2 separate regions of the Homo sapiens genome follow, and region 2 is linked to region 1. A link is an interaction called in ENCODE POLR2A ChIA-PET data of the cell type or tissue named here. Cell type or tissue: A673. All regions are shown on one strand. Links, peaks and the distances in the headings refer to the core of each region. The heading gives the core; the rest is flanking DNA.

Region 1 (2,905 bases), core at 170-2,669:
TAACTTTCTTCTCTGGTGTATATGGAACCTGTATTGGTGCTACAAATAAATTTGGAGCAGAAGAGAAAAGCCTTATTGGACTTTCTGGCATTTTCATCGGCATTGGAGAAATTTTAGGTTGGTTTTAAAAAAAAGCGTTTGCATTAAAAATATCAGTTTATTATAGGTAAAATAGAAATTTTAAGTGTGCTTCACCTTTGTCCTTGAATTTCTGTTTTTTCTACTTATTTTTACCCAAACGTGTGTTTTTATTTTTCTATTATTGCTATTCTTTTTCTTTTTTTTTTTTTTTTTCCAGACAGAGTCTCGCTCTGTCGCCGAGGCTAGAGTTGGAGTGCAGTGGTGCGATCTCAGCTCACTGCAAGCTCCGCCTCCCGGGTTCACGCCATTCTTCTGCCTCAGCCTCCCGAGTAGCTGGGACTACAGGCGCCCGCCACTATGCCCGGCTAATTTTTTTGTATTTTTAGTAGAGACGGGGTTTCACCGCATTAGCCAGGATGGTCTCGATCTCCTGACCTCATGATCCGCCCACCTCGGCCTCCCAAAGTGCTGGGATTACAGGTGTGAGCCACCATGCCCGGCCTATTATTGCTATTCTAATATAACTAAATTATAAAACATTTGCAAAATAATTCACAGATGGAAACCCTGTGTAAGAAAACATACAATGTCTCCCGACTTTTCCTCCTAAAATATTTAGAAAGTCTTGGAATTCCTGACTCTGGTTCTCTGATTCCCTGTCACCAACTGGGTGTCCAACAGCTCAATCCTGTTCTAACACTTAACTCTCCAAAGTTAGTGTCAGATTCCACAGGTTTAAGGGTTCAGTCCTACAGACAGACAGTCTGGGTCCATAGGCCTCTCAGGCACACCTCTCTGACTTGGGTACAAATTTGGAGGTTCCCATAGCCCTCTTCCCCCTTCATGTTTGATAATTTGCTAGAGCAACTCACAGAACTCAGGAAAATGCTCTCCTGACTATTAGAGTTTATTATAAAGGATACAGATGAGCAGCCTGATGAGGAGGTGCAAAGGGTGGGGTCTGAAAGGGTCCCTAAGTGCAGGAGCCTCTGTCTCCATGGATTTTGGGCTCACCACTCCAGAAGCTCCTCCAACCCTGTTTAGGGGGATTTATGGAGATCCTGTTACATAGGCATGCTTGATTAAATCATTGGCCACATGGCCGGGTGCAGTGGCTCATTCACTTTGGGAGGCCGAGGTGGGAGGATCACTTGAGCCCAGGAGTTCGAGATCAGCCTGGACAACATAAGGAGACCCTGTCTCTAACAACAACAAAAAAACAATCATTGGCCATTGGTGATTGATTTAATCTCCAGCCTTCCCTCCCTGAAGTGGGAGTGAAAGGGGCCTGGAAGTTCTAGCCCTCAGGGCTTGGTCTTTCTGGGAACCAGCCTCATCCTGAAGCTCTATCCTAGGCCAACCCCTCTCTCCCCAAGGGTTGCCCCCTTAGCGTAAACTTCAGTATGGTTGAAAGTGGCTCTTTCTGAATAACTAATGTCCCTCGTATCACTGAGGAAATTCCAGGCCTTTTAGGATTTCTGTGCCAAGAACTAGCAGCAAAGACCAAATATGTATTTTTATTATGCTCCACGAGTTATTCTTTGTTCAACAAAGATTTGTTCAGCACTTGCAGTATATTGAATATTGTGTTAGATATGAGGAACTTCAACAAAGGTTTATTGTAATCTGTCATGTCAACAAAATAGACAAAAATACCTGCCCATATAGAGCTTATATTCTTGAGGAAGAATACAGACAATAAAAACAGAAATCTTTGTATGTCAGGCAGTGGTAAGCACCATGGGTAAAGCGGACTTTGGAGGGTTTGTTTGTTTTTGCTTTTTGGCCCCTGCCTTATTGCCAACACCTGGAGCAGGACAAGGTCTATATTGGGCATCCAATAAATGAGTTAAATGTGTTGAATGAATAATGAGAACATGGTTTCAGCAGAACTTAGTAACCAGTTGCGTGGTGGTGTGAGGAGAGATGTCTAGAATGATGACCAGGTTGATCAGAGTAACCTGGGCAGAGAGAATGCTGTAGGAGATGGGGTTTGAGGAAATCTGCTGAATGGGATTTTGAACACCTCTAAGTACCAGAGAGGCACCCAAGTAGAGAAGTGTCCAGTGGGAAATGCAGGCTGATGCTCAGGAGGGACTCGTGGGCTGGAGGTTGATGTTGGGAGTTATGGGTATGTAAATGGCGGGCGAAGCTTAGCCATGGTGAGTCAGTGCAGGGTTGTCTTCTCTGGTAAGTGCTTGTTTAGTGTCTGCCTGTAGACTACCTGGGAAGAAACTCACTTTCTGTAGGCAACCTGCTTTTTTGAAAAAAATAATTTCAAATTGATAAGAAATTGCGAAAATAGGCCAGGCACAGTGCTCACGCCTATAATTCTAGCACTTTGGGGAGCTGAGGTGGGCAGATCGCTTGAGTTCAGGAGTTTGAGACCAGCCTGGGCAACATGGCAAAACCCCATCTCTACAAAAAAAGTACAAAAAAATTAGCCAGGTGTAGTGGCGTATGCCTGTCGTCCCAGCTACTTGGGAGGCTGAAGTGGGAGGTTGCAGTGAATCCAGATCACACCACTGCACTCCAGCCTGGGCCACAGAGCAAGATTCTGTCTCAAAAAAACCAAAAAACCAAAACAAAAAAAGAAATTGCAAAAATAAAAATAGTACAATGAACATCTGAATATCCTTTAACAGGATTCATCTATTGTTAACGCTCTACCTTAGTAACTTTTTTTTTTTTTTTTTTTTAAGGACAGAGTCTTGCTCTGTTGCCCAGGCTGGGGTGCAGTGGCTCGATCTTGGCTCACTGCAACCTTCGCTGCTGGGATTCAAGCAATTCTTCTGCCTCAGCCTCCCAAGTAGCTGGGACTACA
Region 2 (2,905 bases), core at 272-2,771, 200 kb after region 1:
GCTATGGTGCCCAGGCTGGCCTCGAACTCCTGACCTCAAGCGATCCTCCTGCCTTGGCCTCCCAAAGTGCTGGGACTACAGGCATGAGCCACCCCGCCAGGCAAAATAGGTACATTATTTATGCTCAAGAACAGCAGCACAGAGGTTAAGTAATTCATCCTCCCTCCCACGGTAAGTGGCTATTTCTGTAGTAGGATCACTGTACACTCTGTGGTGGGTTTGATATCTGCACTCAGGGAAGCGCTGATAGAATATTAACAAAAATTGTGGCTAGCATCTATTGAGCACTTTCTCTTTTTTTTTGAGACGGAGTTTCGCTCGTCGCCCAGGCCAGAGTGCAATGGCGCCATCTCGGCTCACTGCCATCTCCCTCTCCCAGGTTCAAGCGATTCTCCTGCCTCAGCCTCCTGAGTAGCTGGGATTACAGGCGTGCGCCACCACGCCCGGCTAATTTTTTGTATTTTTAGTAGAGACAAGAGTTCACCATTGCTGGCCAGGCTGGTCTCGAACTCCTGACCTCAGGTGATCTGCCCGCCTTGGCCTCCCAAAGTGTTGGGATTACAGGCGTGAGCCACCGCGCCTGGCCCCTATTGAGCAATTCCTAAGTTCCAGATACTGTTGCAAAGGCTATACCCAGATCATCTCATTTACTCCTAAGTCCCTACAAGGAAGGTAATTTCATTAGCCTATGTTACAGATAGAAAGACTTTGAGGCACCCAGAGGGTGAGCGGCTTGAGTTTTTCTTCATCCCTGGGTTTATCTGAAGCTGAGCTCTGCCAGCGGACGTGGCCCGTAGCCGTCTGCCTTAAGAACTGGCCTGGACTCCCCAAACACCACCCTTCCTCTCCCGAGGCTCCCCAGCCCCACTTACACCCTGAAGGCGGATCCCTTGACTCCCGAGAGGCTGGCGGTGGAGTGCGCGGCAGGACCGCAGGGCTGATCTCTCCAGCTGGGCTGGGCTTTGGGGACATAGGCCTTGAAAATCTCCTAATTACCGGTGGGGGCGGAGCCGCGTCTCCAGGGTCTCGGGGAGGGCGTCGGGGGTCGGGGATTGCAGGTGCCCGCAGCCGGCCTCGGCTGTTTACCAGGCACCCGTTACGCTAATTGAAATGTGCCAAATAGCTGCCCGGGGCGGGGCCGAGCGGAGCAGCGGGCTCCGGGTCACCTGCGGTGTTGATGAGGTATTCAAGAGGAAAAAGCGCCGGAGCGGCAGCTTCATTTGCAAGGGAAATGACTTGACGAGGCCCTTCATTTGCATCTTTCGGCCCAGAGGTTCTGATTAGCTGCGGAGGAAAAGCCCGCCTGTTTTATGCATGAGGAGCTCTGCCTGGAGACCCTCGGCTGCTCACCCGCCCCAGCCCTGCCTTCTCCTCCTAAGTCGGGGAGGAGGAGAGGGGTCCCCAGAGGGCAGGATCCAAGGCTGAAGCCTAAGACCAACCCTTGGTGGTGAAAATAGAAATTTCTTGAGGCAAGGCTGCCATAAAGTGCAGTGAGACTCATCGGTGAGGGGGGCACTGTGCGATCTCCATCCGGGGTCTTCAGGGCAATTGCATGAGCTCAGCCTGCTAAGAGCCTGGCAGGCAGCGCGAGCTCCCCTGGAGTTCCGGCCGCTCCGCCCAGTGGCTCTGTGCAGCGCTTCCCGCCCGGAGAACCTAGTGCCCCGTTCCAGCCCTTCCTGGTGCCCCCTCTGCACCAAGACCCCCTCCCTACCTCTTTGCTATCTGGCACTGACTTCCTCTGGGAGAGGGGAGGCAGTGGGCTAGATGCTTTTGCAAATGTTTTCTCTACAATCTCCAGTCTTTGTGACAATTACCCTTAAAAGTTAGACCTCACATCCTGTTCCTTTCCTGTCATTCCCACCCACACCCCCTCCCCCTTCCCTGGACTCCGCGAGTTTTTTTTTTTTTTTTTTTACCACCACCCCTCAACCCACATTCTCCGCAGCTGCATCTACCAGGCTGGCAGCTCTGTGAGCCAGCTGTAAACGTGATTAATGCTGAAGGAAGGGCTGCTGGCTGCAAGGACACATCCCTGGCTGGGGCACAGCACTGGGTCAAGTGGCCAGCTGGGGCCAGGCAGGTGAAGGATTAATCCGGAATCTTGGCCAACAATCAGGTGGCTGTTTTTCCCAGACAATGGGTCTGAAGGGGGCAGTGCCCAAGGTTCACCTTTGAAAACTCCCAAGGGTCGCAACCCAGTGGCGTTGGGAACGCCTTGGCTAGGGGCCTCTTGAGCCTTAGCCCAGGCTTTGGGGCCTGGCTGCACCTTAGGGCTATTAGATATGAGTTCTAAACTTATTTTCAAAGAATTAATATGTCACTATGTTCAATTCTTTGCCTTCTACTTTTAAACTTAACTTTCTCGTAAAGCAACCTTTTTTGATTATGTCCTCCACCCTGATTCATTCTGATCACCTGCTCCACCCTGACTCATTCTGATCACCTGCTCCACCCTGACTCATTCAGATTACCTGCTACCTGCTCTGCCCTGACTCCAGCCAAAGCACTCACCCCATCATTCTCTTTAAATTAGCCAGTCGGAATTAGTTTAGCCTGTGCGGTCTAACCCTAGCCAATAGGGGAACGACACAGCAGCAGGGGCCACGTGCCTCAGGGATAAGAGCCCCCTTCCTCTCCTTTGTCCAAGTGTGCGCTCACCATTGCTCCATCTGTAAGGGCGCACCCTTCTATAGAAGTAACTTGCCTTGCTAAGAATTAAAAAAGAAAATTTTATATTCGAGTGCTATTCCTTCTGCAGCACCGAAATTTAAACAGGGCCATGCCAGGCTGTGGAGGAGGTAGAAGTCCTGTCGCTGTCTATAGGGCACGCTGGCATGAGCACATTTCAGACCCAGTTCAAGTCCGGCTCTGCCGCTGACCAGCTGGGTGGTTTGGGCAAGTTCCT

The links. ChIA-PET counts read pairs that join two places held together with the same protein. Peaks named below come from ENCODE experiments on the same cell type or tissue, not always from the same donor. Only the 100,000 strongest peaks of a DNase experiment are listed, where the experiment ranks them.
Region 2: POLR2A ChIA-PET joins it to region 1 with 7 read pairs; 2 of 35 experiments call an interaction of 5 or more read pairs at or near these places.

The regions. Positions count from the first base shown.
Region 1 is chr17:76,769,755-76,772,659 of GRCh38, forward strand. MFSD11 (major facilitator superfamily domain containing 11) reads left to right here. Exons shown (of 13, transcript NM_001242532.5): 10 at 1-117. Among named protein-coding and RNA genes, the nearest start is that of LINC02080, 28 kb to the right of the region's middle. In A673, for the core only: no CTCF peak of the experiment used is centred there; no DNase peak of the experiment used is centred there; H3K27ac peaks cover 639 bases.
Region 2 is chr17:76,968,012-76,970,916 of GRCh38, forward strand. It overlaps LOC105371899 (a long non-coding RNA gene), which reads right to left and starts at 1,188. Exons shown (of 3, transcript NR_136417.1): 1 at 873-1,188. RefSeq lists a silencer at 1,039-1,118 and an enhancer at 1,367-1,991. In A673, for the core only: no CTCF peak of the experiment used is centred there; DNase peaks (open chromatin) are centred at 1,260 and 1,560; H3K4me3 peaks cover 1,477 bases; H3K27ac peaks cover 1,130 bases.